6 separate regions of the Homo sapiens genome follow, and all the other regions are linked to region 1. Evidence: chromatin loops called from intact Hi-C (ENCODE). Cell type or tissue: endothelial cell of umbilical vein. All regions are shown on one strand.

Evidence for each region. A loop is a pair of places that touch in the nucleus more often than their neighbours do. Peaks named below come from ENCODE experiments on the same cell type or tissue, not always from the same donor. Only the 100,000 strongest peaks of a DNase experiment are listed, where the experiment ranks them.
Region 2: it touches region 1 in a loop (14-fold over the local background); 65 of 110 quality-filtered maps call a loop at or near these places.
Region 3: it touches region 1 in a loop (7-fold over the local background); 91 of 110 quality-filtered maps call a loop at or near these places.
Region 4: a loop joins it to region 1, with 18 times the contacts of the local background. A loop is called at or near these places in 10 of 110 quality-filtered maps.
Region 5: it touches region 1 in a loop (13-fold over the local background); 8 of 110 quality-filtered maps call a loop at or near these places.
Region 6: it touches region 1 in a loop (6-fold over the local background); 13 of 110 quality-filtered maps call a loop at or near these places.

What each region holds. Positions count from the first base shown.
Region 1 is chr2:218,403,694-218,408,693 of GRCh38, forward strand. CTDSP1 (CTD small phosphatase 1) reads left to right here. Exons shown (of 7, transcript NM_021198.3): 7 at 604-2,248. The coding sequence ends at 732. Among named protein-coding and RNA genes, the nearest start is that of MIR26B, 3.5 kb to the left of the region's middle. RefSeq lists a silencer at 2,496-2,875 and enhancers at 2,986-3,195, 3,226-3,375. In endothelial cell of umbilical vein, a CTCF peak has its summit at 2,980; a DNase peak (open chromatin) is centred at 2,748; H3K4me3 peaks cover 354 bases; H3K27ac peaks cover 1,452 bases.
Region 2 is chr2:218,645,873-218,650,872 of GRCh38, forward strand. ZNF142 (zinc finger protein 142) reads right to left here. Exons shown (of 11, transcript NM_001379659.1): 6 at 4,487-4,654; 7 at 2,763-3,587; 8 at 299-476. Among named protein-coding and RNA genes, the nearest start is that of ZNF142, 11 kb to the right of the region's middle. In endothelial cell of umbilical vein, a CTCF peak has its summit at 2,811 (motif pointing left); a DNase peak (open chromatin) is centred at 2,799; H3K27ac peaks cover 84 bases.
Region 3 is chr2:218,463,991-218,468,990 of GRCh38, forward strand. USP37 (ubiquitin specific peptidase 37) reads right to left here. Exons shown (of 26, transcript NM_020935.3): 21 at 2,020-2,186. Among named protein-coding and RNA genes, the nearest start is that of VIL1, 47 kb to the left of the region's middle. RefSeq lists a silencer at 2,136-2,430. In endothelial cell of umbilical vein, no CTCF peak of the experiment used is centred here; a DNase peak (open chromatin) is centred at 2,201.
Region 4 is chr2:218,685,755-218,690,754 of GRCh38, forward strand. It overlaps STK36 (serine/threonine kinase 36), which reads left to right. Exons shown (of 27, transcript NM_015690.5): 12 at 2,943-3,122; 13 at 4,105-4,202; 14 at 4,696-4,801. Among named protein-coding and RNA genes, the nearest start is that of STK36, 16 kb to the left of the region's middle. RefSeq lists a silencer at 1,796-1,965. In endothelial cell of umbilical vein, a CTCF peak has its summit at 1,899 (motif pointing left); a DNase peak (open chromatin) is centred at 1,867.
Region 5 is chr2:218,514,562-218,519,561 of GRCh38, forward strand. All of the region lies in intron 10 of USP37 (ubiquitin specific peptidase 37), which reads right to left. Among named protein-coding and RNA genes, the nearest start is that of USP37, 51 kb to the right of the region's middle. In endothelial cell of umbilical vein, CTCF peaks have their summits at 2,230 and 2,430; no DNase peak of the experiment used is centred here.
Region 6 is chr2:218,845,585-218,850,584 of GRCh38, forward strand. No RefSeq gene overlaps it. Among named protein-coding and RNA genes, the nearest start is that of WNT6, 12 kb to the right of the region's middle. In endothelial cell of umbilical vein, a CTCF peak has its summit at 2,290 (motif pointing left); a DNase peak (open chromatin) is centred at 2,287.

The DNA.
Region 1 (5,000 bases):
TTGTGACCTACTGATGGCCCACAGAATTAATTTAGTGGGTTCTGATTGGGAATTTTAACAAAATGAAATAGAATAGAAAATATCCGGTCGGGTGCAGTGGCTCATGCCTGTAATCCCAGCACTTTGGGAAGCTGAGGTGGGCAGGTAGCTGAGCCCAGTAGTTCAAGACCAGCCTCGGCAACATAGTGAAACCTTATGTCTACAAAAAATACAAAAACTAGCCAGGCGTGGTGGCGCATGCCTGGAGTCCCGGCTATGCAGAAGGCTGAGGTAGGAGTATCACTTGAGCCCTGGAGGCAGAGGCTGTGGTGAGCCAAGATTGTGCCACTGCACTCTAGCCTGGGCAACAGAGCAAGACCCTGCCTCAAAAAAAAAAAAAAGTATCCGAGTGCTTCGCACAGATAAGGTTAGGAATTGTGAAGCTTTTGCATTGTTACGTTATAAATGTGTTTTCCTGGGGATTGCTGTCAAAAAAGTTTGAACACTGTGGGTGAGGGGTTTTCAGAAACTGCATGATCTGAGTAGTGGCTACATAGGGCTGGCCTGGAAATTCTGCACCCAGGACCACCTGCCCCCCTCATCTTCCTACACCCACTTCCCCAGGTACCGGTGGCCTCGTGGTTTGACAACATGAGTGACACAGAGCTCCACGACCTCCTCCCCTTCTTCGAGCAACTCAGCCGTGTGGACGACGTGTACTCAGTGCTCAGGCAGCCACGGCCAGGGAGCTAGTGAGGGTGATGGGGCCAGGACCTGCCCCTGACCAATGATACCCACACCTCCTCCCAGGAAGACTGCCCAGGCCTTTGTTAGGAAAACCCATGGGCCGCCGCCACACTCAGTGCCATGGGGAAGCGGGCGTCTCCCCCACCAGCCCCACCAGGCGGTGTAGGGGCAGCAGGCTGCACTGAGGACCGTGAGCTCCAGGCCCCGTGTCAGTGCCTTCAAACCTCCTCCCCTATTCTCAGGGGACCTGGGGGGCCCTGCCTGCTGCTCCCTTTTTCTGTCTCTGTCCATGCTGCCATGTTTCTCTGCTGCCAAATTGGGCCCCTTGGCCCCTTCCGGTTCTGCTTCCTGGGGGCAGGGTTCCTGCCTTGGACCCCCAGTCTGGGAACGGTGGACATCAAGTGCCTTGCATAGAGCCCCCTCTTCCCCGCCCAGCTTTCCCAGGGGCACAGCTCTAGGCTGGGAGGGGAGAACCAGCCCCTCCCCCTGCCCCACCTCCTCCCTTGGGACTGAGAGGGCCCCTACCAACCTTTGCCTCTGCCTTGGAGGGAGGGGAGGTCTGTTACCACTGGGGAAGGCAGCAGGAGTCTGTCCTTCAGGCCCCACAGTGCAGCTTCTCCAGGGCCGACAGCTGAGGGCTGCTCCCTGCATCATCCAAGCAATGACCTCAGACTTCTGCCTTAACCAGCCCCGGGGCTTGGCTCCCCCAGCTCTGAGCGTGGGGGCATAGGCAGGACCCCCCTTGTGGTGCCATATAAATATGTACATGTGTATATAGATTTTTAGGGGAAGGAGAGAGGGAAGGGTCAGGGTAGAGACACCCCTCCCTTGCCCCTTTCCTGGGCCCAGAAGTTGGGGGGAGGGAGGGAAAGGATTTTTACATTTTTTAAACTGCTATTTTCTGAATGGAACAAGCTGGGCCAAGGGGCCCAGGCCCTGTCCTCTGTCCCTCACACCCCTTTGCTCCGTTCATTCATTCAAAAAAACATTTCTTGAGCACCTTCTGTGCCCAGCATATGCTAGGCCCACCAGCTAAGTGTGTGTGGGGGGTCTCTACGCCAGCTCATCAGTGCCTCCTTGCCCATCCTTCACCGGTGCCTTTGGGGGATCTGTAGGAGGTGGGACCTTCTGTGGGGTTTGGGGATCTCCAGGAAGCCCGACCAAGCTGTCCCCTTCCCCTGTGCCAACCCATCTCCTACAGCCCCCTGCCTGATCCCCTGCTGGCTGGGGGCAGCTCCCAGGATATCCTGCCTTCCAACTGTTTCTGAAGCCCCTCCTCCTAACATGGCGATTCCGGAGGTCAAGGCCTTGGGCTCTCCCCAGGGTCTAACGGTTAAGGGGACCCACATACCAGTGCCAAGGGGGATGTCAAGTGGTGATGTCGTTGTGCTCCCCTCCCCCAGAGCGGGTGGGCGGGGGGTGAATATGGTTGGCCTGCATCAGGTGGCCTTCCCATTTAAGTGCCTTCTCTGTGACTGAGAGCCCTAGTGTGATGAGAACTAAAGAGAAAGCCAGACCCCTATCCTGCTTCTGTGGTTATTGCGGGGGACTTCAGCAAGTGGGGTGTGTGCCTTGCACCTGCGGCTGCCGTGGGCCCCCCCCCCCCCGCTTCAGCACACCTAGAGGGCTGTTGGTGGAGGGAGGGGCTGCCCGGCCCTCGACACTTCAGGTGGGAAGGGCAGCGTCAGAGCACAAATTTGAGCCTCCAGGCTGTGCTCGTCTACGTCTTCCCGCCTCGGGTATGTGGTCTGCAAAATGGAGATGTGCCCTATTGGCAGGACTAATTAAGTGCCTGGACACAGACGACAGGATACTAGTAGCTGGAAAGCAAAATTCGAAGGCCTGGGTAGGGGCAGTCCTGGAATGCGGCGGGGGAGGGGGCGTGGCCTCTGCCCTGGAGCAGAGGGGCGGGGCTTGTGCGGCTCCGAAGGCAGAGGCGGGGAGCGGGGCGAGGCTCTGGGTGGAGGCTCCAGCGGCAGAACTTGTTGGCCTGGGTGCGGCGGGCTCCGGCGCCTGGCTCTGCCGGGCGGCCTGGGTGGGGCCGGCGCCGGGGCTCGGCCCCCCCCGCCCCTCTGCGGCCTCTGAGCAGCCATTGGCCGCGCCCCCGCCCCACTTCCCGCCCCGCCCCGCGTCCGGGAGGCACTTCCTTTGCGAAACCGCGCGGCCCCAGGCGCCGGCAGGAAATGCCCTCCCGCCGTCCCCAGCCAGCCTTTGCTTGCTTCCCACGCCAGCCGCTAGAGGCCTCCCTGTCCTCGCGGACGCAGGAACTCCCCGGGGGCTGGAAAGATGGGGCCCACCTCACTCACCCCTTTCCCGGGGGTCGGGCGTTTCTGGAGCCCCCACCGCACACACCCAGGGAAGAAGGGGGAAATGCCTCTCAGGTGTTGGTGCCTGCGCCCCAGCTCCACCTCCCCATCGTGTCTGCTCAACACCTTACCTCCTGAATCCAGCCCCCAGGCGGCCTCTTGGTGCCCCAGACGCTGATCGGTCCCCAAGTCTGTGTGAGGGGGAGTCAGCGCTGTGTGAAGCCGCCCTTTGTCCTCCTTCCACTACTTTTCTCTGGTAAAAAAGATTCAAGAAGCACCCTGGAAAAACCTGCAGTTACCCTAGTCTCAGTTTTGGCCTGGGCTGGACCACAAGAGCCCTTGGCTATATAAATTCACAGTCCTCTCCGGTCTCTGCCCTCATCCTCGGGTCCTGCTCTTATTTCCTGCTCTCCATGCAAACACTGATCCTCCCAGATGTGCATCGCAGAGGCCAGATAAACACGCAAAGGAGCTCCAGACTTTGAGACCACAGTGAGGCTTCCCCACCACCACCACCTACACACCCTGTACCCACATGAAGTTCAAGTCAACCACATGTATCGGGTGCGTACTGTGTGCCAGGCACCGTGCCAGGACCAGGCTGTGCCTCTGCTCTCAGGGAACTCACATCCTAGGGTGGAGAGAAAGAAACGTGAACAGATGGTCACTGCAATTCTGCAAATGCAGCACGGGAGAACCATGGAAGGCGGGTGAGGACAGGGGACACCTAGCCCTACTTGGGCAGCCCTGGAGGATTGGAAAACACTCCCTGCAGTAGCGAGGCTCAGAGGAGTTTGGAAATGAGGAAATGAGGCCGCAGAATGCAGGAGGGGGTAGATTATGCAGATCTATGGCCAGACCAAGGGAGTGGCCTTTCTTTTTTTCTTTTTTTTCTTTTCTTTTTTTTTTTTTTTTTTTTTTTTGAGACGAGGTCTCTGTCTCCCAGGCTAATGTGCAAAGGCATGATCATGGCTCACTGCAGCCTCAACCTCCTGGGCTCAGGCCATCCTCCCGCTTCAGCCTGTAGGAGTATTTGGGACTACAGGCATGCACCACCACGCCTGGCTAATTTTTAAATTTTTTTTTGTGGAGATGGGTTCTTACTATGTTGTCCAGGCTGGTCTGGAACTTCTAGGCTCAAGCGATCCTCCCACCTCAGCCTCTGAAAGTCCTGGGATTGCAGGTGTGAGCCACCGCGCCTGGCTGGGAGTAGCCTTTTTCTTGCAGGCAGAGGGTGCCTTTGAGGAACCCTGAGCAGGAGTGAGCTGTGCTGAAACCTGGCAGCTGCACGTTGGAAGCTAAATTAGGCGTACAAGGATACAAGACCCTATTGGGAGACCACAGGCGTGGTCCCAAACATGGAGGATGAAGACCTGAACTTAGGCAGAATAAAGAGGAAAGGAAGGGGCCGGGTGCAGTGGCTCACACCTGTAATCCCAGCACTTTGGGAGGCCGAGGCGGGCAGATTGCCTGAGCTCGGGAGTTCAAAACCAGCCTGGGCAAAATGGCGAAACCCCATCTCTACTACAAATTCAAAAAAAAAAAAAATTAGCCTGCCGTGGTGGCAGGCGCCTGTAATTCCAGCTACTCAGGAGGCTGAGGCAGGAGAACCACTTGAACCCGGGAGGCAGAGCTTGCAGTGAGCCGAGATCACACCACTGTACTCCAGCCTGGGCGACAGAGCAAGACTGTCTCAAAAAAGAGGAAAGGAAGGAGGGATGGATGTGACATAGGAGATAAACTTGGCAGGAAGAGGTGGCTAGCTGGCCCTGGGGGCAGGAGTGGAGGAGTTGGAGGAAGGTGATGTCTTCTGGCTTTGGAGATGTCAGATGTGAAAATGTCTCTACTAGAGCCTGGTGTGGGGCAGAGATTCCCTGTTTGCTTGTAACACACACACACACACACACAATCACTCCAGAGGATGTAGGGAAACAGGCCTGTAAACTGGTGCAACCTCCTTGGAAAGTG
Region 2 (5,000 bases), 240 kb after region 1:
TGCTTCAGCCTCCCAAGAAGCTGGCATTACAGGCGTCTGCTACCATGCCCAGCTAATTTTTGTAGTTTTAGTAGAGATGGGGTGTTGCCCAGATGGCCTTGAACTCCCAAGCTCAAGCAATTTGCCCGCCCCGGCCTCTCAAAGTGCTGGGATTACAGGTGTGAGCCATTGCACCCGGCCTTAGGAGGAGACTCTCCAGGGACCGGAGAAAGAAATAGGGCCAGAAGTTAGATCCGAGAGGAAGCTAGCTTGGCTAAGATTCTTGGGATTGGGACGGAGGCCTATGTGTGTGTTGTACCTGAGGTCCCCTGCATGTTTTCGCATGTGCACACGGAGGTAGTGCTTCCACTTGGTGACATAGCCACATTCAGTGCACATGTAATCCTTGGTGTTGGAGTGGGTCAGCATGTGCTTGGATAGGTAGCTCACGTCTCGGCATGTGAAGTCACACAGCTCACACTTGTGGGGCTTCTCACCTTATATGGGGGATGCGGATGAAGGGAGAGAACACAGGTCAGATACAGATCAAGTGGACAGACCATTTCTTCCAGCAAGCCTGCCCTGATGCCAGGGAGGAACAACAGCTTCATGTGCTACCTGAGATGGTGAAAACCTCACAATAATAAAGGGCTGCTTCAGGGCCCTCTCAGACAACTACTCCCCCAACTCCCACACCAGTGAAGATGGGAAGAAAGTAAAGACCAAGCTTTTCTTTTTTTTTTTTAAATTGAGACAGAGTCTCAATCTGTCGCCCAGGCTGGAGTGCAGTGACGCTACCTCAGCTCACTGCCAAGCTCGGCTGCCCGGGTTCAAGCAATTCTTGTGCCTTAGCCTCTCGAGTAGCTGGGATTACAGGTGCCCGCCACCACGCCCAACTAATTTTTTTGTATTTTTAGTAGAGATGGGGTTTCACCATGTTAGCCAGGCTGTTCTCGAACTCCTGACCTTAGGTGATCCGCCCGCCTTGGCCTCCTAAAGTGTTGGGATTACAGGCGTGAGCCACCGTGCCCACCCCAAGCTTTTCAAAACTAGCTTAAAGTCCACTCTTGATTTGTTTTACAGCTTGCTGTCACTATGGTCAACTACTCAGCCTAATTTTTCTGTTTTCTAGAACAAAAGGAAAAATAAATGAGACAACAGAACAGAATGGTCAAGAATTCTGATCTGAAGTCCAACACAGTAATAAAAATATTAACAGCCAACATGAACAAAGTTCTTATTATGTGACTAGCACTCTTCTGAGCACTTTGTAAAAAAATTCCTCCTCTCGGCCGGGCATGGTGGCTCACGCCTGTAATCCCAGCATTTTGGGAGGTCGAGGCAGGTGGATCATGAGGTCAGGAGATCGAGACCATCCTGGCTAACACGGTGAAACCCTGTCTCTACTAAAAATACAAAAAATTAGCTGGGCATGGTGGTAGATGCCTGTAGTCCCAGCTACTCGGGAGGCTGAGGCAGGAGAATGGCGTGAACCCAGGAGGTGGAGCTTGCAGTGAGCCGAGATTGGGCCACTTTACTCCAGCCTGAGCAACAGAGCCAGACTCCATCTCAAAAAAAAAAAAAGCCTCCTCCCCTCAAATTTTCAGAACATCCTTAAGAGGCAGGTGCTATTATCACCCTCATTTTACAGATAGGGAAACAGAGGCACAGAGAAATCATAGAGCCATTAAGTGGTAGTTTAAATCCTAGTTGACTACCATGTGGGTTTGAGCAGTCTGTTTCCTTGCCTCCAAAAGGTTGGTATAAAGATTATATGAAATGTCCCAAAGCTGTCAGTGATACTCAGTGAGAACTCAAAGGTGAGCTGTCCATATTGATGGTCAAGACCTGGCACTGACAGGCTGGGGGCCAGGTTCCTTCAAGACCCCTCCTTGTTGTCCCTGCCCACTCACCCAGACCCCTTCCCTATGGTGAAAAGGCTAGCAATGTGGTATTCTGGTTCTAACACTATCTGTGTGATCTTAAAGTAGGTCTCAGAGTTTGTCTCTTTTCTCATCTTTATCTGCCTTACTTAAAAGATTAAGCCTTTTGGAAAGACCTCAGAAACATGAGATTTTGTGACTAAAGCATGTACAGGAATGAGTTCAGTGAGAATGGCTTTGTCCCAGGATGCCTACAATTTTTTCTCCCAAACCAGTGTCTTTGATGAAAATTCTAAAAATGTCCTGTCAATCCACTGATGTTGATATAGAGATCACAAATGGGATGATGCTGTAGCAGGAAGCTTGGTTTGGTTGTTACCTAAAGCATCAAGAATGCTAGAAGACAGTTACGAGTGCGAGTTAAACATCTGCAACTTCCAGGTCACTGGAGGTGATCTTTTTCAGTGTCATGGATGCCCAAGTTATAGAAGGCCATATGCGTGTGGATGGCTCAGTCCCCTCGCCCGTCTCTCTTAGCATATCCCAAAACATGAATTGCAAAGTAAGGTATTTGTCCTGGTTTAGGTTTCTTCAGGCTTGGTGTTAACCCACTCAAGCCTGACTAGGGGTGGGCAGAACTGGACAAGGGCTTAAGAGCGAGGCACAGCACCACAGTGGTTAGAGCACAGGCTCTGGAATCAGACTGCATGGATTCAAATCCTAGCTCTACTACTTTACTAGCTAAATGACACTCAACTTAAGGCTCATTTGTAAACTTGGAATGCTAGATCTATCTCTAGGAATTTTGGGTCAAATGAGAAAACGTATGCAAGACCCTTTGTAGCCAGTATCACCACCATCATTATTACAACATTATTTTAAGGATGGAAACCATCCTACCCGTATGTAGAAGCATGTGTCGGATGAGCACCCTCTTGTGGGCAGTGGCAAAGTTGCACTCAGGACACTGGTGGATCTTTTCATGAGCATGCATCTTGCCTACATGATCCTGGTAAGCCACTGGGTTGAAGGTGGCAAAGGGGCAGAAGGTGCAGCGCAGCTCTTCACTGCCAGGGTGGCCCTGCTTCTTGTGTTTACGGAATAGGTGCTTATTGGAACAAGCAAAATCACAGTGGGGGCAGTGGAAGGCGTAGTGACTCTTGTGGTGGGCCTCCATGGCTTCGGCTGTGGCAAAGAGCATGGGACATGAGTGATGGCGGCACTCCACAGCCCGCACCCCATGGGTCTCCTTCAGGTGCTTAATGAAGGCCTTGCGGTCGGGTGCTGCATAGCTGCAGCCCTCCTGAAAGCAGCGAAGGGGTAATGGCTCTGCTGCGGCTGCTGCCGTGTGGCTCTTGAGGTGCTCCTTTAGGGCCTGGCTGAGGCGGAATTCCTCACGGCAGACAGGACAGGCATAGGTGTCTGAGTAGAAGTTGGAAATATCTTCATGCATGCTGGCCATGTGGCGGTTGAGTGCATTCCTCTCCACCGCACTGTAGTGGCACAGTGGGCAGTGGTGGGCCTTTTCACCCAGCTCCCGCAGCAGATGGGTCTTGAGCTTGCTCTTACTGGTGAAGAACTTCTGGCAGTTAGGGCACTGGAGGCTGGGGTCTGGGAAGTGGAGATGCAGGTGCTCCACCAGATGAGTCCGCTTCTTAAAGCAGCGCTTACACTCTGGACACATATGGGTCTTGAAGAGGGACTCGGTGCCAGAGACCACATCCCCTGGGAAAGGGAATACAGAGAGTTGAGAGAGTGAGATTTTTCTGGGGAAAGCCAGATAATGGGAGAACCACAATTTGCTCAGACACAAACGATGTGTGGCCTCTCTGCAGGAAACCAAGCAAAAGGGTCTCAAATACTGTAGTCTCAAAAAAGGGTGAGAAACTCAAGTTTTAAGAGAAGCAAAATCACAAGGGCTTCTCAGGCCTTGCTGTGACAGCCTGTTTGAAGTGCTTTACTCAGCTACCTGCTCTTCTTGAGCCTTTGTTTAGAGCTGCTTAAAATAATCTGAATGGAGCATTCTTGTTCTTTCCTGCCTTGTTCTATGGGGGCAGGCAGAAGCATCGGCAAGATTAGTTAGAAGGAAAAGAGCCCCCAAGGGGGTGAGCCAAAAGAAGGTACAGTACTCTTACTGGCTCACAGGCTCTAGATAATAATGAAGTTGGTAATAAATACAACCCAATCTTTCTTATTCACTTGATAACTATGCTCCTTGTGGGATGACTTTCAAATATTCTACTGAGGTGAAAAACTGGGAAGCAAAGATTCAGAAAAAAGTATTTGAGGGCTCAGTGCCAGACAAAATAGGCTGCTGATCATCAATAACTTCTGGCATCTCTATATGATGAAGATCACCTCCTGCTTCCCTGCTAGAGTTTTCTGCCTGAGGAAAACCAGCCCAGTGAAGCAAACTCGATTTACCCCAATGCTATATTACTAAAGTCTTTACCATTCACTCATTTATCATTTTCCCACTAGACCTTGACTTTTGAGTCAAGGTAGAACAGAATAAAAGGATCCGAACCAAAGCTCAGAAAACAAACCCCAGAGCCTCAATGGCAGGGTTTCAACAATCCATTCTTCCCCACCACCAAGGGCTTCAAGCCTCAGAATGTCATTACCTTCCAGCCGCTGAGCCCCTTGGCCTTTATCCACAGCCTTTTGGGAGTCCTTCTGGGTGTCACTCTTCTCTTCTTTCTCTACATTCTCCTCTTCAGCTGTCTCCTGCCCAGGCAAGGGTGTACCTGCTTCCTGTGAAGGTTCTCTCTCTCCTGGAGGCAGTTTGGGAGCTGGAGATACATAAAACTTGATAAAGTCTACAGGAGCCAATAACAGCACTAAATGCTTATACTTCTCTACCTACTGGCTGAAATAATCACCCTCTCCCACTTTTAGCATAAGGAGATCTTGGGTTTTATGTATAAATGTATTTCCACTCAAGATGAAAATAGGAGGACGAAGAGCTAAGTTATTAGCAATGTTCCAGTCTAAAGTAACTCAAACCTCAGAGAGCACCACTTTCAGACTCCATGAAGCTGACAGCAGCGAGGTCATTGAGGTCATAGGGGGCTGAAAGTAGAGAATGGGTAGACTGCAATTCCTTCTCTTATCAGAATTCTGGCCTCTCCTGGCCCG
Region 3 (5,000 bases), 60 kb after region 1:
GACTACAGGTGCGTGCCACCACACCCAGTTAATTTTTTTTGTATTTTTAGTAGAGATGGGGTTTCACCATGTTGGCCAGGATGGTCTCGATCTCTTGATCTTGCAATCTGCCTGCCTCAGCCTCCCAAAGTGCTGGAATTACAGGCATGAGCCACCATACCCAGCCCATTCCAGTATTTTTAAAGCTCCCCAGTAAATTTGAATGTGCAGTTAAGATTAAGAACCACTGATCTAGAGAAATTAGATTTCTTTTTTTTTTTTTGAGACAGAGTCTTGCTCTATAGCCAAGGCAGAAGTACAGCAGTAGCGTGATCTTGGCCCACTGCAACCTCCACCTCCCGGGTTCAAGCAATTCTTGTGCCTCAGCCTCCTTACTAGTTGAGAATACAGGCGCACGCCACCACAGCAGGTTAATTTTTGTATTTTTAGCAGAGACAGAGTGTCACCATTTTGGCCAGGCTGGTCTAGAACTCCTAGCCTTAAGGGATCCACCCACCTTGGCCTCCCAAAGTGCTGGGATTACAGGCGTGAGCCACAGTGCCCAGCTTAGATTTCTTAATCTGATTATCTGATGAACCCAAAGCAGGCCTCAAACAAGTACTAAACCTACCCATTCATTCTAGGGAGTCTTGGTAAATTTTTACTAACATGACTTGGATTGCACAGGATTAGATAACTATGAAAAATCAGACCTGTAAGTCAGATCCTGTTGCCTATAAATCTGATATTTCAGGTGACTGTAACAGTGGAAAACAAATGGCATAAACTGAACATTGAAGAATAGGTTACTACATAAAGAAAAGAGCAAGGGCTGGGGGCAAATAGCTCATGCCTATAATCCCAGCACTTTGGGAGGTTGTGGTGGGAGGACTGCTTAAGCCCAGGAGTTTGAGACCAGCCTGGGCAACAGTGAGACACTGTCTTTACTAAAAATAAAAAAATGAGCCGGGCATGGTGGATGCTCCTGTGGTCCCATGTACTTGAGAGGCCTAGGCAGGAGAATTGCTTGAGCTCAGAGTTTGAGGCTGCAGTGAGGAATGATCAAGCCACTACATTCCAGCCTGGGCAACTGAGCAAGACCCTATCTCAATAAATAAACAGGAAGACAGATAAATGTTCTAATACTAAAATCTGAAAATTAGATTTTAGAAAATATTTGTGATAATTCTATGTTCAAATAATTCATAAAAAATTTATATTCTTAGAAAATAACCAAAACAAATACATTGCCTTAAAATACAATTATAAAATCATGGTGTTATACTGGTTGTTTCTACAGCTTGCAAAATAATGCTGGACTGGGAAGCCAGGCATGGTGGCTCACATCTGTAGTCCTAGCACTTTAGGAGGCCAAAAGGGGAGGAGTGCTTCAGTCCAGGAGTTCAAAACCAGCCTGGGCAACATAACAAGGCTCTGTCTCTAAAAAATTAAAATAGAAAATAAAAATAAAAAGAAAAGAAAAAAATAAATTTGGACTAGGAATAATCTATAATACCCCATCCTGTTTTAGCAAGCAATGAATTATAGTTATGAAAGGTAACCAACAATACATTTTATTGCATTTGGATTGTCAAAAAAAGAAACACTACCCACGTACCTGTTTCAAACCCAGGCTGGAGTGCAGTGGCGTGATCTCAGCTCACTGCAACCTCTGCCTCCTGGGTTCAAGCGATTCTCCTGCCTCAGCCTTCTGAGTAGCTGGGACTACAGGTGTGTGCCACCATGCCTGGCTAAGTTTTATATTTTTAGTAGATGGGGTTTTGTCATGTTGGCTAGGCTGGTCTCAAACTCCTGGCCTCAAGTGATCCGTCCGCCTCAGCCTCCCAAAGTACTGAGATTACAGGCATGAACCACCAAACCCTGCCTCAAACAAGTCTTTTTTTTCCCCAATGACTTACTCTATGTAAATCATCTGGAACAATGTCTGACACATAGTAAGTGCTCAACACATTAGTTATTATTATTATATTTCTCAGGAAAGGTAAGTACAGAGAAAGTAGCAATATAAATATCTCTTACTTGCTCTTGAAGGCTCTGAGCCAGTGCCTGCTGAAGCTCTTGCTCTTCCCTTTCACGCTCCATATCATACTGCTGGAGCCAATCAACTTCTCCCTGAGATCCTTCTGGAGTTTTGTTTTCTTTATTCTCATCACAGTCTTTAGTTATCTCAGTAAAACTGGCAGGATCTGAGGAAGCAGAACATAACATTAATTTGGAAAATCCTAATAAATGGAAATTTCTGAACTAGAGTGACACCTACTGTTCATAAAGCAATTTACCCTAATTTCATCTATAATTTGCTTAGGACATACAATTTCACCTTACTAGATCTACGTCAGGGTTGATCAACCTAGAGCTATTGACATTTTGGGTGGGACAAGCTTTTGTTGGGGTGAGGGGAGAAGAGTATGTCCTGTGCATTGTAGAACGTTTAGCAGTGTTTCTGGCCTCTACCTACTAGATATTAGTAGCATCCACCCTCTACAGTTGTGATAACCAAAAATGACAGACACTACTATATGTCCTCTGGAAGGCAAAATTGTTCTTGTTTGAGAACAAATGATCTACAGTGATGGTTCTAAAAGTTAATTAATCATCAGAAACACACTATGTAAAGATGGGGAAGAAAAAACAGCCATAGGTCATAGTGTCACTTGACCAAGTACTGGAAATAAAATATTTTTAGAGCAAATGAAGTAAGAATTAGGCCAAAATGATCAAGCTACTATTGAGATTTTCCCCATTCTTTTTTTTATTTTTTGGGGACAGTGTCTTGCTCTCTCACCCAGGCTGGAGTCCAGTGGCACTATCTCGGCTCACTGCAATCTCTGCCTCCTGGGTTCAAGCAATTCTCATGCCTCAGCCACCAAGCAGCTGGGATTACAGGTGCACGCCATCACACCTAACTAATTTTTGTTTTAGTAGAGATGAGGTTTCATCACATTGGCCAGGCTGCTCTCAAACTCCTGACCTCTGGTGATCTGCCCGCCTTGGGCTCCCAAAATGCTGAGATTACAGGTGTGAGCCACTGTGCCTCGCCGATTTTCCCCATTTATTACACTGTATGTTGAACATGTGTTTAAACATTAATAATCAAACAAGCATTGTATATATCTAAATCAAGAGTGTATGGCAATATACAGTGTGTGTTTAAAACATTCAGGAAGGTAAGAAATCCCCTCCCCCCTCCTCCCTTCCCCCTCCCCCTGCCCAGGCTGGAGTGCAGTGGCTCACTGCAACCTCCACCTCTTTCAGGCAATTCTCCCGCCTCAGACTCCTGAGTAGCTGGGACTACAGGCGCCCGCCACCATGCCCAGCTAATCTATATCTATCTATCTATCTATCTATCTATCTATCTATCTATCTATTTTTTTTTGAGATGGAGTTTCGCTCTGTTGCTCAGGCTGGAGTGCAGTGGCGCGATCTCGGCTCACTGCAACCTTTGCCTCTAGGGTTCCAGCGATTCTCCTGCTTCAGCCTTCCGCGTAGCTGGGATTACAGGTGCACGCCACCACGCCCGGCTAATTTTTGTATTTTTAGTAGAGACGGGGTTTCACCATCTTGGTCAGGCTGGTCTCGAACTCCCGACCTTGTGATCCGCCCACCTCAGCCTCCCAAAGTGCTGGGATTACAGGCGTGAGCCACCGTGCCTGGCCTAATTTTTGTATTTTTTAGTAGAGATAGAGTTTCACCATGTTGGCCAGACTGGTCTTGAACTCCTGACCTCAGGTGATCCACCTGCCTTGGCATCCCAAAGTGCTGGGATTATAGGCGTGAGCCACCCCTCCCGGCCTGTTCCTTCTCAATTTCTAGACTACGGCTAGCTAAAATAAACAGAATAGTTATGATTTTTTTCTGGTTATCTGAATTGTTAGAGCAATAACATTTCATGTTTTTTTTGTTTTTTTTTTTTTTAAGACTGAGTCTTGCTCTGTCGCCCAGGGTGGAGTGCAGCGGCACAATATCCGCTCACTGCAACCTCCACCTTCTAGGTTCAAGCGATTCTCCTGCCTCAGCCTCCCGAGTAGCTGGGATTACAGGTGTTCACCACCACACCTGGCTAATTTTTTATATTTTTGGTAGAGATGGGGTTTCACCATGCTGGCCAGGCTGGTCTCGAACTCCTGACGTCAAGTGATCCGCCCACCTCGGCCTCCCAAAGTGCTGGGATTAACAGGCGTGAGCCACCATACCCGGCAATTTCATAATTTTTGTATTATTATTATTTTTTGAGATGGAGTTTCGCTCTTGTTGCCCAGACTGGAGTGCAAGGGCGTGATTGTGGCTCATTGCAACCTCCACCTCCCGGGTTCAAGCAATTCTCCTGCCTCAGCCTCCCAAGTAGCTGGGATTCTCCTGCCTCAGCCTCCCAAGTAGCATGCACCACCATGCCCAGCTAATTTTGTATTTTTAGTAGAGGCGGGGTTTCACCATGTTGGTCAGGCTGGTCTCGAACTCCTGACGTCAGGTGATCCATCAGCCTTTGCTTCTCAAAGTGCTGGGATTACAGGATTGAGCCACCATGCCCGGCCCACGATAATTTTCAATACAAATACAAGCGTTAACTATATCAAACATTACTAAAGTAAACCTCCTCATCAAGAAGTATTTAACTGGCTAACGAGAATTACCTTTATATACTCATGCTATACATACTGTTATTGAGTTTGTATACGCTCTTTACCTGCCCTAGTACTGTATTTTATCTTATTTTATTTTTTGAGACCGACTCTCACTCTGTTGGCCAGGCTGGAGTACAGTGGCACAATCTCGGCTCACTGCAACCTCCAACTCCCGGGTTCAAGAGATTCTTATGCCTCAGCCTCCCAAGTAGCTGGGATTACAGGCGTGTGCCACCACACCCGGCTCATTTTTTATTTTTAGTAGAGACAGGGTTTCACCATGTTGGCCAGGCTGGTCTTGAACTCCTGACCTCAGGTGATCCACCTGCCTTGGCCTCCCAAAGTGCTGGGATTATAGGTGTGAGCCACACTGCGCCC
Region 4 (5,000 bases), 280 kb after region 1:
CCTTCCTGGGTACTCGCCAAACTGTGTTGCTTATATCACTTTATTCAGGTATAATTTATGTATAAGATTTACACTTTTTTGATGAATGATAAATGATTTTTAGTAAATTTGCTAATTTAAAAACTGTTAACCATAGTTCAGTTTTAGAACATTTTCATCACCCCAGTAAAATCCCTCATACCCATTTACGGTTTTTTTTTTGAGACGGAATCTCACTCTGTCACCCAGGCTGGAGTGTAGTGGTGTGATCTCGGCTCACTGCAACCTCTGCCCCGCGCAGGTTTAAGCAATTCTCTGCCTCAGCCTCTGGAGTGACTGGGATTACAGGCTCGTGCCACCACGCCCGGTTAATTTTTTTGTATTTTTAGTAGAGATGGTGTTTCACCATCTTAGCCAGGCTGGTCTTGAACTCCTGACCTTGTGATCCGCCCGCCTCAGCCTCCCAAAGTGCTGGGATTACAGGCGTGAACCACCGTGCCCAGCCTTTTTAAAATTTATTTATTTATTTATTTTTAATTTTTGAGATGGGGTCTCACTCTGTCATCTAGGCTGGAGTGTTGTAGCACAATCTTGGGTCACTGCAGCCTCTGCCTCCCTGGTTCAAGGGATTCTCATGTCTCAGCATCTCAAGTAGCTTGGATTACAGGCGTGCACCACCATGCTTAGCTAATTTTTTGTATTTTTTGTAGAGATAGGGTTTTACCATGTTGCCCAGGCTGGTCTGGAACTCCTGGGCTCAAGTGGGCTCAAGTAATCCTCCCACCTTGGCCTCCCAAAGTGCTAGGATTATAGGTATGAGCTACTGCCCCCAGCCCCCATTTACAGTTAATCATTATTCCCCTTTTTATAGCTGGTTAGTATTCCGTTATATGGATATATCACATTTTGTTTATCCACTCACTAGTTGATTAGATATTGATGTATTGGGTTGTTTCCACTTTTTAGCTTTTATGAATAATGCTGCTATGAACATTCACAAGCAAGTCTATGTATGGATAAATGTTTTTATTTCCCTTGGGTAACTACGTAGGAGTAGAATTGCTGGTCATATGGTAAATTTATATTTAACATTTTAAGAAACTGCTGAACTATTTTCCAAAGTGGCTGTACCATTTTACATTCCCACCAGTATTATATGAGGGTCCTTGTTTCTTCACATCCTTGTCAACACTTGTTATTGTCTAACTTTTTTACTATAGCCATTCTAGTAAGTGTGAGATAGTATCTCATTGTTATTTTAATTTACATTCCACTAATGATGAATGTTGAACATCTTTTCATGGCTTATTCACCATTTGTATATCTTCTTTGGTGAAATATCTCAAATCTTCTGCTCAGTTTTTAATTTGGTTGTTTGCGTTATTGAGTTGTAAGACTTCTTTGTATATTGTCAACATAAGACCTTTATCAGATGGGTGATTTGCAAATATTTTCTCCCAGTCTGTGGTTTGTCTTTTCATTCTTTCTCATAAGAGTGTCTTTTGAAGCAAAAAATGTTGAATTTTGATTTAAGTTCAGTTACTGTTTTTTCCCTTTGTGGTTCATACTTTTGATGTTGTGTATAAGAAATCTTTTCCAAATGCAAGGTCTTAAAGATTTTCTCTTTTCCTAAGTTTTATAGTTTTAGCTCTTACATGTAGGTTTCTGATCCATCTTGAGCTAATTTTTGTATATAATGTGAGGAAAGGATCTAAGTTGATCGTTTTTGCATGTGGATATATAATTGTCCTGGCACCATTTGTGGAAAAGAACTCTCCTTTCCTCATTGAATTGGCTTGGCACTTTGCACTTGTCTTTTGGCGCTAACACGTTTTCCTCCTAGTGTTGGATAACTTGCAGTGTGGGGAGGCAGACTGAAAGCTCTGCCTTTAGGGATAAGACTCCCTCTGGTGGAATTCCAGCTGCACTACTCATTAGCTGCGTGATCTTGGACTACTTACTTGACTTATGCAGAAGCTTCAGTTTCTTCATCTATAAAATGGCTAATTCTATTTATTTCACAGGGTTATTGTAAATATTAAATGAGCAGATGCCAACATTTAGAACAGCTAATGGAATATTATAAAATACTTGGTGTAAATGTTCTTCTTTTGAAGAATAACCATTTAAAAATACAATACTGGCCAGGCATGGTGGCTCACGCCTGTAATCCTAGCACTTTGGGAGGCTGAGGTGGGAGGATCACTTGAGGTCAGGAGTTTGAGGCCAGCCTGGCCAACATGGTGAAATCCCATCTCTACTAAAAATACAAAAATTAGCTAGGTGTGGTGGTGGGCACCTGTAATCCCAGCTACTTGGGAGGCTGAGGCAGGAGAATCACTTGAACCCAGGAGGCAGAGAGGTTGCAGTGAGCCAAGATTGCACCATTACACTCCAGCCTGGAGGACAAGAGTGAAACTCTGTCTCGAAAAATAAATAAAGGGCAAAAATAAATAAAAATATAATACTATCCTTAGCATGCAGGCTGTATACAAATAAATGTTAGGCTGGATTTGACCTGTGAGCCATAGTTTGTCAACCCTGATCTAGAGTTGAATAATGTTGTTTTGTCTTTCTGTGGTTAAATAATATTGTTTTATATGCATTGTTTTGAATTTTCAGAAGCATGTGCGGTGCACGTGTTTTTTGTTTTTAAGGTGAAGGGCTGGAGAAGGGAGGGAGCAGATGGGAATGGCACTTAGTCTGACAGAGATCCTGAGGAGAGGCCCCTATCCGTTGGTCACTGGTGTTCTGTGTTAGGTAACCTGACCATCTATTGTCTTCTTCCCTGGTACAGTTCCCCTATTTCCCTGCTTTCCTTCTCTGTGTTTTAGACTTGCAAAGAAAGGAATGCAAGCATGTGGTCTGCTTTCCCAGCTCCTTGGGGATGCTTGGTATGTGTAGTTCTCCTTCTTTTACCTCTGAAAATATCAATCGTTGCCTCTTTCCCTCATGTCACCCAGATCCTGAAAGGCATCTTGGAGGGTGCTTCCCACATCCTGCCTGCATTCCGGGTCCTGAGCAGTCTTCTCTCCAGCTGCAGTGATTCTGTTGCCTTGTATTCCTTCTGCCGGGAGGCAGGGCTTCCTGGGCTGCTGCTGAGTCTACTCAGGCACAGTCAGGAGAGCAACAGCCTCCAGCAGGTAAGCACCAGGCCAGAAGCCTCTGAAGACTTACAGAGGTTCTTTTTCTTGGATTTATCTCATTCAGATTGCCATCTCTCTTTGGTCTGACTGCCTTTTATTTTCTTTCCTCCTCTTTCTAGTTAGTAGACTATTAATTGCAAACTCTAATGCCTTCTGGGGCCAGGCAGATAAGGTCTGCCATGAAGTAGGCTATGCATGTGACTATATGAGTTGTGGGGAATATGATGAACTAGAGTTCACATGCCTCCTCTAAATAGAGTAGAGGCATCCTTTCCTCAGCCTCCAGCCCATTGTTGCCACAGGGAAATATGGGCCTGAGAAAACTAGCCAGATCTTCTAGTTTTCTAAGAAAAGGTAGAAACCCAAATTTTTATGTGTAATTTTTAAATATTTAGAGCGCTGTGCTTTGAAATGTTAGATCCTAGGCTTCATTGACCTGATCTTACAGAGCAGAGTACTAAAATTCAGAGGTAACTCATACACAGTCACTAATTTGTAAATGGTCACAGAGATAACAAGTGGAAGAGCTGGGATAGAGACTCAATGTGTTTGGGGCCAAACCTCTACTTCCCCCTGCTGTGTCCTACGGTAGCTGGACTGAGAGGATGGGGAATGTTTCAGAGTCAGTGTAAATGCCTAATAGGGCCTAGGATGAGGCAGCTGGAAAGCTGCACTTTGTTGATGAGTATTAATCTTGGGTGATTTTAAGGAATTTAGAGAAAAAGATTTTTGAAAAATAGAACCTCCTATACTCCAAAATGCTATTCAGGCCAAACAAGACACATTTAATCCAGGCTGTTCACAGCCCATTGGCAGATTCTCTGTTACCCCTAGAACTCTCTCTCTGCCTATACTTCTCTTCTGTCCCTTTCTGTTTGATCAACTTGACTGGGTCTCTATACACCCTTTCTACTGTTTTTTCTATTCTTTGTTTCCATCCTTCACATTGCCCTTACTCTCTTCTCCTTTTCCTGGGCAGCAATCTTGGTATGGGACCTTCTTACAGGACCTGATGGCTGTGATTCAGGCCTACTTTGCCTGTACCTTCAATCTGGAGAGGAGCCAGACAAGTGACAGGTAGGATAAGAAGTGCTTTTGCATTGTTGGCAAGTTTGGCTTCTGTTTCTACCCCAAGTGCCCTTCCCATTTAGGAACAGGCCAAGTATGAAGAAGCTGTGATTTGTTACAGGTTTAGGAATCAGCTGAGTGGCCACTCATAGTCCTTTTAAGGACCCTAAGACAGCTCCAACTTGGCCTCAAGACTTACAGTTTCTAAGAGTCAGCAGTCACCATGGTCCTAAAATGGAAGGGTCAAGATGTGAATAACCTATTCCAGGAAGCCAATTGGATTAAAGAAAGAAAGAAAGAAAAAAAATATGCGAATAACCTAGAGAAAATGGCAAAGAAGGGGCTTGGAGGGTGTATGTGTGTGTGTGGCAAGGGAGAAGGGAGGAACATTCTGATGTGTCCCTTTGCAGAGATTCTCCTACCTGCCCAGGACTGACCCATTCACCACATCCAGGCTTTTAGTAGAGAGATAAGAAATCATGGGCTCATTTTCCACCCCCAGCCTGCAGGTGTTTCAGGAGGCTGCCAACCTTTTTCTGGACCTGTTGGGGAAACTGCTGGCCCAACCAGATGACTCTGAGCAGACTTTGCGGAGGGACAGCCTTATGGTAATCTGCTCCCACTTCCAGATTTCTGTGTCTCCTATCATTCTCCGTGTTTCTCCCATCCCCTTTCTTATGACTATGTAGGGTCAGATCAAGTTAATATGACAAACATTTGTTAAATTCCCACCATGCCATATGCCATGTGAGTAAGAAAAAGTGCCTGCCTTCAAGGGACTAGGGATAATTTAATAGGGGAGAGGTA
Region 5 (5,000 bases), 110 kb after region 1:
ACTGGTGTTGGTAATCTTGATTTCTTGGTTAAGGTATCTTCTGGGTTTCTCTACAGTGAAGTTTCTATTTTTCCTTTTGTAATTAAGAAATATAGGGAGATACTTTTGAGACTATGCAAATACCCTGTTTCTCATCAAACTTTTGTCCACTAATTTTAGCACCCAATGATACATTTTGACTGCAATTATTACTGCAGTATTTGATTAAGGTAATATTTTATTCCTACAACCCTCTGAAATTCTTAATTGGAATTCTTCTGTTAGGAGAGCTCTTCAGTCTCTACACATTCATTCATTCATTTCAGTATGGACTCAGACATATTTATTTTTTTTCTATAGGTTTAATCCAATATTATCATTTCGTAACTATAATTGTTCTAGTTTGGGCCATTGGTAACCCTTTCAGGTTGGCTCCTGTGTCTTTCGGACATTTCCTCATACTTTTTTGTGCATATCTTTACTTTCTGGCACCACAAGATGTTATAGACTGATCTTGCATTTTCCCTGCTCTAGCCCTGGAATCAACTATTATTTCAAGGAGCTCTGCTTTCTTGTACTGAATAATGGTATTTAAAAATCAGGGTCTGCAAGCTACCACTGACTTTCTTCACAGAATTAGAAAAAACTACTTTAAATTTCATAGGGAACTTTTTTTTTTTAAGAGCCCGTATAGCCAAGACAATCCTAAGCAAAAAGAACAAAGCTGGAGGCATCACGCTACCTGACTTCAAACTATACTACAAGGCTACAGTAACCAAAACAGCATCGCACTGGTACCAAAACAGATATATAGACCAATGGAACAGAACAGAGGCCTCAGAAATAACACCACACATCTACAGCCATCTGATCTTTGACAAACCTGACAAAAATAAGCAATGGGGAAAGGATTCCCTATTTAATAAATGGTGCTGGGAAAACTGGCTAGCCATATGCAGAGAACAGAAACTGGACCCCTTCCTTACATCTTACGAAAAAATTAACTCAAGATGGATTAAACACTTAAACGTAAAACCTAAATCCATAAAAACCACAGAAGAAAACCTAGACAATACCATTCAGGACATAGGCATGAGCAAAGACTTCATGACTAAAACACCAAAAGCATTTGCAACAAAAGCCAAAACAGACAAATGGGATCTAATTAAACTAAAGAGTTTCTGCACAGCAAAAGAAACTATCATCAGAGTGAACAGGTAACTTACAGAACGGGAGAAAATTTTTGCAATCTATCCATCTGACAAACATCCAGAGTCAACAAGGAACTTAAACAAATTTACAAGAAAAACCAAACAATCCCATCCAAAAGTGGGTGAAGGATATGAACAGACACTTCTCAAAAGAAGACATTTATGCGGCTAACAAACGTGAAAAAAAGCTCGTCATCACTGGTCATTAGAGAATGCAAATCAAAACCACAATGAGATACCATCTCATGCCATTTAGAATGGTGATCATTAAGAAGTCAGGAAACAACAGATGCTGGCGATGATGTGGAGAAACAGGTATGCTTTTACACTGTTGGTGGGAGTGTAAATTAGCTCAACCATTGTGGAAGACAGCATGGCGATTCCTCAAGGATCTAGAACCAGAAATATCATTCGACCCAGCAATCCCATTACTGGGTATATACCCAAAGGATTATATATCATTCTACTATAAAGACACATGCACACATAAGTTTATTGCAGCACTATTTACAATAGCAAAGACTTGGAGTCAACCCAAATGCCCATCAATGATAGACGGGATAAATAAGAAAATGTGGCACATATACACCATAGAATACTATGCAGCCATAAAGAAGAATGAGTTCATGTCCTTTGCAGGGACATGGATGAAGCTGGAAACCATCATTCTCAGCAAACTAACACAGGAACAGAAAACCAAACACTGCACGTTCTCACTCATAAGTAGCAGTTGAGCAATGAGAACACATGGACACATGGAGGGGAACATCACACATGGGGGCCTGTCAGGGGATGGGGGGCAAGGGGAGGGAGAGCATTAGGACAAATACCTAATGCATGCAGGGCTTAAAACCTAGATGACAGGTTGATAGGTGCAGCAAACTACCATGGCACATGTATACCTATGTAACAAACCTTGCACATTCTGCATGTGTCCCAGAACTTAAAGTAAAATAAAATAAAATAAAAAAATCAGGGTCTGGCACTAGGGTGCTCATAGTTACTTGGGTGCAATTGCTTCAAGGTACCCCCCCTAGTGGACTGAGCTAGGAAATGTATGTACGTGTGTAACCCAAGACATACAAATGCATGTATGTTTATTTTGAATCAATCTATACATGAATTTACATATATAAAACCTTGAGTTCATATTAACATCTCTGATTCTAACTGAACACCAAAGGTTCATACTAGCTTTCTTCCTTTCCTTATTTCTTTCTCTGACATTGCAAGCCTGGATCTCAGTATCTACAATGTTTACTTGTTCAATCCAAGTATACACATGAGGTGGTTTCAGAACTGCTAACCCTACACCCCTGTGAGAAACAAATTATGAACTAGAGTACAATATTTGTGTACTCATGCATTTTTGATATATTGAAGTCTAATGTAGCTGACTCTTTTACCTTCTCCTGGATAATGAAAGAAACTAGGAACAATTTAACTCCATTTAATTATTCTGTGTCTTCCTTCACTTCTGGTTTATATGTTATTGTTGTCATTTAAACCCAACAAGATATTACTATTGTTTTGTATAACAGAATTTATCAAGATAGACAGCATATTAACTTTTTGTTGCTCTTCATCCTTCCTGAAGCTCCAACCTTTAATCTGAGTTCTTTTTCCATCTGCCCAAAAACTTCTTTAGCATTTCCTTTAGTACATATTTGTGGGTAAACTCTGTTATTATTTTGTTTTGTATGATAGTGTCTATTTCACCTTTACTTCGAAACTATAGGATATTTTCACAGCAAATAAAATTCTATGTTGGCAGTTATTTTATTTCTGCATATTGAAGATATTTCTGGCTTCTACAATTGCTATAGAAAAGTCAAAGGTCAGATATTTTTGCTCCTTTGAAGCTGAAATGTTTTCTCCCGGTTGCTTTTGAGACTTTGTCTTTATTTCTAGAGTTTCACTATGACATGCCTAAGGGTAGGTTTCTTTTTCTCAATCCTACTTGGTATTCATTAGGCTTCTTAATTCTAAAGTCTGATTTTATCACTTTTGGAAAATTCTCAGCCAATATCTTTAAATACAGTTTATACCCCAATGTCCCTCTTCTTTGAGACTTTAATAAGACACAATAGACCTTTTAACTATATTATGTCTCTTAACACTCTCCTGTATTGTCTTTTTCATGTTTTATTCTAGAGCCTCTTCTGAGTCATCGTTCAGATCACTAATTCTCTCAATTACTATTCCCCCCACCCCTTTTTTTTGAGATAAGGTCTCATTCTGTCACTCAGGCTGAAGTGCAGTGACATAATCACAGCTCATTGCAGTTTTGACCTCCTGGGCTTGAGCAATCCTCCCACCTCAGCCTCCCAAGTAGCTGGGACCAAAAGTGCATGCCATCATGCTTGACTAATTTTTAATTTTTTTGTAGAGACGAGATTTCCCAATGTTGCCCGGGCTGGTCTCAATTATGTTTTATGCTGGAAAAAAAATCCAAAACAGATTTGAGTTTTTGTATTTTTCATTTCTAGATTTTCTATTTGATTTTTTTAAATCTGTGATAATTTCACAGTTTAAGGTTTTCTACAGAAATTTCCTTTATTTCTTTTGATGTGTTAAATATTGTTCTTTTATAATCACTGACTCATTAATTCCAGAATATGTGGAGCCCTGTGGTCCACTGCCGATCTAAACTATTTCTTCTAGTAATAATTCATGTTGACCTGTCTTGCTGCATGTCTGGACACTGAACAGTATTTAATCAAATCTAAGATACAACCAATTATAAGACATAACATTTATTTCAGGTAGTACTAAGAAAGAAAAAACAATGTCAACCAAAGTATATAATGACTTCTATGGCTTAGAATTTTTACTTCTTACTGGAAGCTTTTTATGTAACTAGATACACATTTTTATCATGTTGCTCTTATACAAAAAGGAAAATATAAAACCGGTTAAGATATTTCTAATAACTCACATTCAGAATCTGAATCTTCTGAATCATTTTTCCCACCCAGGGTCATAGATTTTTCAGTTTTTCCAAAAAGTGCTGCTACCTGTGCTACTAAAAACAAAGGTGATGTTGTATTTCTTCTTTCTTTCTTTTCTTTTTTCTCCAATTAAGCCCACAGTGTGATGATGCTGCATTTCTAGATAGTAAATAGTGCCACACTATGTCTCCGGGAGTTTCCTTCTAAGCCAATGACATTCATTTGGCAAGGTCTAATACTGAGGTTATCTTAATCTTACCAAAAGAAGCCCACAGATTTTCAGATCACAACTAGAATTTGCTGCCCTTTCTTAAGTGGTCATTTTAAGTGGTCTGACTAAAAAATATAGTTTTTCAGTAATACCACAAATGACAACCAAGTCTGCTAATGTGCAGGTAATGCCAACTATGTTACAACTGCCTCCTGGCAGCAATTTAAGATGTCACAATATCTGATATACTTCCATTGTAAATACTAATGTGAAAAAATGTACATCTAAGAATTATAGAAATATGTTGAGGTGTAGTAGGAAAATGTCTTCCCCCAGAGAGAATTTTCATTTAGTACATTTATTATGTCAATCATCTAGGATACTAGCCACTTATAATCAACTTAATTAAATTTCAGTGCTTGCAATAACTGGGCCATACAGATTAATAAAATTCACAGAAAGGCTGGCTTACTTCTAGCTCATCCTTATTCCCAGAGGGAACCCTTCAGTACACACTGAAATATGTGGAGTAATGTACTAGGCTCCCTATATTGGTAGGTCCTAGCCTCTATTGTCCTTCTAGACTCATGAGTGTGTCAAAAGCACTGCTTGGTCTTTCAGCAATCTCTTCTGGTTCAGCCAACGTGC
Region 6 (5,000 bases), 440 kb after region 1:
ATAAATCTCCACTTTCTCAGAGTCCCAAGGTAATCTGTAACAGTTTCTTATGTTTTCTTCCAGAAAAGTACCCATTTATAGGATTTATCCTGGATATGCTGTTCGTGTTTCCTCATGAACAGCATGTCTTCACTGTGTCATTATATGTGCCAATTTACGGTATTTGCTATGATATGTGTAATTATTTATCTATTGATGGGCATTCGGGTTGCCTCTAGCTTTCTGAAAAAATTTTGTCTGTTTTGCTAGTACCAATAATGCCCTAACAGGCAGTGTTGTTTAAACATTGTGAAGACATTCAAGAGAAGTCCCTCTCCCTCTCCCTCTCCCTCTCCCTCTCCCTCTCCCTCTCCCCACAGTCTCCCTCTCATGCGGAGCCGAAGCTGGACTGTACTGCTGCCATCTCGGCTCACTGCAACCTCTCTGCCTGATTCTCCTGCCTCAGTCTGCCCAATGCCTGCGATTGCAGGCACGTGCCGCCACGCCTGACTGGTTTTGGTGGAGACGGGGTTTCGCTGTGTTGGCCTGGCCGGTCTCCAGCCCCTAACCGCGAGTGATCCGCCAACCTCGGCCTCCCGAGGTGCCGGGATTGCAGACGGAGTCTCGTTCACTCAGTGCTCAATGGTGCCCAGGCTGGAGTGCAGTGGCGTGATCTCGGCTCGCTACAACCTACACCTCCCAGCCGCCTGCCTTGGCCTCCCAAAGTGCCGAGATTGCAGCCTCTGCCCGGCCGCCACCCCGTCTGGGAAGTGAGGAGTGTCTCTGCCTGGCCGCCCATCATCTGGGATGTGAGGAGCCCCTCTGCCTGGCTGCCCAGTCTGGAAAGTGAGGAGCGTCTCCACCCGGCCGCCATCCCATCTAGGAAGTGAGGAGCGCCTCTTCCCAGCCGCCATCACATCTAGGAAGTGAGGAGCGTCTCTGCCCGGCCGCCCATCGTCTGAGATGTGGGGAGTGCCTCTGCCCCGCCACCCCATCTGGGATGTGAGGAGCGCCTCTGCCCGGCCGAGACCCCGTCTGGGAGGTGAGGAGCGTCTCTGCCCGGCTGCCCCGTCTGAGAAGTGAGGAGACCCTCTGCCTGGCAACCGCCCCGTCTGAGAAGTGAGGAGCCCCTCCGCCCGGCAGCTGCCCCGTCTGAGAAGTGAGGAGCCTCTCCGCCCGGCAGCCACCCCATCTGGGAAGTGAGGAGCGTCTCCGCCCGGCAGCCACCCCGTCCGGGAGGGAGGTGGGGGGTCGCCCCCCGCCCGGCCAGCCGCCCATCCGGGAGGGAGGTGGGGGTGTCGCCCCCCGCCCGGCCAGCCGCCCCGTCCGGGAGGGAGGTGGGGGTGTCGGCCCCCCGCCCGGCCAGCCGCCCTGTCCGGGAGGGAGATGGGGGGGGTCAGCCCGCCCGCCCGGCCAGCCGCCCCGTCCGGGAGGTGAGGGGCGCCTCTGCCCGGCCGCCCCTACTGGGAGGTGAGGAGCCCCTCTGCCCGGCCACCACCCCGTCTGGGAGGTGTGCCCAACGGCTCATTGAGAGCGGGCCAGGATGACAATGGCGGCTTTGTGGAATGGAGGGGCGGGAAAGGTGGGGAAGGGATTGAGAAATCGGATGGTTGCCGTGTCTGTGTAGAAGGAAGTGGACATGGGAGACTTTTCATTTTGTTCTGCACTAAGAAAAATTCCTCTGCCTTGGGATCCTGTTGATCTGTGACCTTACCCCCAACCCTGTGCTCCCTGAAACATGTGCTGTGTCCACTCAGGGTTAAATGGATTAAGGGCGGTGCAAAAAAACAAACAAACAAAAAAAAACATTGTGAAATTACAAATTCATTTTGAACTTAGAAGTAAAAATGATGCATTTGGGTCTTCTGTAAAATTGGATAGTTTTGCATGATGCCAGATGTCTTTTCCCCAAGAGGCATTTAAAAACACTTTTGTAAGCAGAAAGAGAAAGAGTGAAAGGCAAAGTCTCATCTTAAGCTCTCCCCCCACTCCCCTATCCCCAGAAGCCCCCTCTCCCGCACCCTAGAGTCCCCAAGGGAAGATGGTGCTGGAATGGAATGTTACTTTTTAAATACCAAGGGTTTAGGCTGTAATTGCTACTAGCCCAGAGAGGTAAAATGCTTTGCCCTAAACGAGGCCTGGGACCCGGCTCCTTGCCCTGTCCCCAAGCCGAACTCTTCTGAGCAGCGCTGTCCCTGCAGTCAGGCCCTGGGGGACCTCAGTCTGATGCTCACTTTTCCTGTCTCATCTCAGCTCTTTTCCGCCCTCCGCTGGAAGGGCTGAAGAGTGACTCAAATCTGCTCCTTAGGCTCTGGCGCCCTCTGCTGGCTTCGATGATTCACGACAATCCTTAAAAGACGGTGGGAACTACACTCAACCATTCCCGCTCTTCACTGCCATATGGGGAAACTGAGACAGCAAGTGGGGAAGTGATTTGGTCAAGAACTCAAAGCAGGCCGGGAGCGGTGGCTCACGCCTGTAATCCCAGCACTTTGGGAGGCAGAGGCGGGTGGATCACCTGAGGTCAGGAGTTCAAGACCAGCCTGGCCAATATGGTGAAACCCCGTCTCTACTAAAAATACAAAAATTGGCTGGGCGCAATGGCTCAGGCCTGTAATCCCAGCACTTTGGGAGGCCGAAGCAGGCGGATCCCTTGAGCTCAGGAGTTCGTGATCAGCCTGGGCAACATAGTGAAACCCCATTTCTAAAATAAATAAATAAGTTAGCGCGCCTGTAGCCCCAGCTACTCGGAAGGCTGAGGTGGGAGGACGGCTTGAGCCCAGGAGGTGGAGGTTGCAGTCAGCCAGGATTGCACCACTGCACTCCAGCCTGAGCGACAGAGTAAGACCCTGTCTCAAACAACAACGACAATGATAGCAACAACAACAACCATTCGAAGCAAATCATCTCCTAGGATCAGGATTTGGACCTTCTGACCCTTCTTCCAGCACTGCTTCCAGCACACCATTGTTGGAAGGAATGGAGAAGGCACAGAGATGTCATCCACTGGGGCGGTATGCCTTTCTACCTATTCAGGCGGAAACCCCTGGACTGGAGAAGTAAATGCTCAGCTGAACTCGTCCTTTGCTCTGCTCAGAAGCAGTGGGTCCTGCTGCTCCCTCTGGGATGCTTCATTCCTCCCCTCTGCACATGGATAGGTTTAATAGCCCTCGGCATAGGCTGCGCGTCCCCAAATGCAGTTATTCATAGGCCCTTTTATGTATTTTTGCCATATCTGTGTACCACCTGCACTACTATAATTATTTTATTTTATTTTTATTTATTTTTTCTGAGACGGAGTCTCACTCTGTCGCCCAGGCTGGAGTGCAATGGTACAATCTCGGTTCACTGCAACCTCCGCCTCCTGTGTTCAAGCAATTCTCCTATCTCAGCCTCCTGAGTAGCTGCAACTACAGGTGCCCACCACCACACCCAGCTAGTGTGTGTGTGTGTGTGTGTGTGTGTGTGTGTGTGTCCTGAGACAGAGTTTCATTTTTGTTGCCCAGGCTGGAGTGCAATGGCGCGATCTCGGCTCACTGCAACCTCTGCCTCCCAGGTTCAGACGATTCTCCTGTCTCAGCTTCCTGAGTAGCTGAGATTATAGGCGTGTGCCGCCATGCCTGGCTAATTTTTGCATTTTTAGTAGAGACAGGATCTCACCATGTTGATCAGGCTGGTCTCGAACTCCTGACCTCAGGTGATCCACCTGCCAATTTTTGTATTTTTAGTAGAGACGGGGTTTCACCATGTTGGCCAGGCTAGTCTTGAACTCCTGACCTCAGGTGATCCACCCGCCTCTGCCTCCCAAAGTGCTGGGATTACAGGTGTGAGCCACTGCGCCTGGCCCTATTTTATTTTTTGAGATAGTGCTTCACTTTGTCATCCAGGCTGTAGTGCAGTGGTCTGATCATAGCTCATTGCAGCCTTGATCTTCTGGGCACAAGCGATCCTCCCACCTCAGCCTCCTTAGCTGGGACCACAAGCATGCACCACCATGCCTGACTAATTTTAAAATTTTTTTCAGAGATGGGGTCTCGCTATGTTTCCCAGGCTGGTCTCAAACTCCTGGGCTTGAGCCATTTTCCTGCCTCAGCCTCCCAAAGTGCTGGGATTACAGGTGGGAGCCACTGTGCCCAGCCAGACTATGATTTCCTTAGTGTTTTTCTTTAAATGGTCTCATTTTAAACCTGAAATTCCAAGTAAATGTGTCATCCTTACCCTGGGTAAAGATGCACAGGTGCATCTGGTTTCCTGAGAATTGTCTTTGAGTGCTGATTATCCTCACCTAGTGTGAGAAGACTTGATCCTCACTCTGAATTCTTCACTTAAAAAAATAACCATTATTTACCGGCCAGGCACGGTGACTCACACCTGTAATCCCAGCACTTTGGGAGGTGGAGGCGGGCACATCACTTGGGGCCAGAAGCTGGAGACCAGCCTGGCCAACATGGTGAAATCCCGTCTCTACCAAAAATAGAAAATTTAGCCGGATGTGGTGGCGCATGCCTGTAATTCCAGATACTCAGGAGGCTGAGGCAGGAGAATTGCTTGAACCGGAGAGGCAGAGGTTGCAGTGAGCCAAGATCGCACCACTGCACTCCAGCCTAGGCGACAGAGTGAGACTCTGACAAAAAAAAAAAAAAAAAAATACCCAACCCAAAAAACCCACCATTATTCATGAAGGAGAACCTGGATTTTTCAGCACTGGCCTTGCTCGGTGGCTCAGTGTCTTCACATCACTGTTACATCCTCATTACAGCTCTGCGGGGAAGGCATTCTTATCCTTGTGGGAAATCGAGGCACAGACAGTCTGGTTACTTGCCCAAAGCCCCATGGTTCTTAAGAGGTTGAGCTGAATTCGATCACTTTCTATTTCCAAAGCCAACTGATACGATCTTGCTTGCCTTCTAAAATTAAAAGTAGGATGATGCAAAGCTATAGTTAAGAAATCATGGGCCGGGTGAGGTGGCTTATGCCTGTAATCCAAGCACTTTGGGAGGCCAAGGTGGGCAGATTGTCTG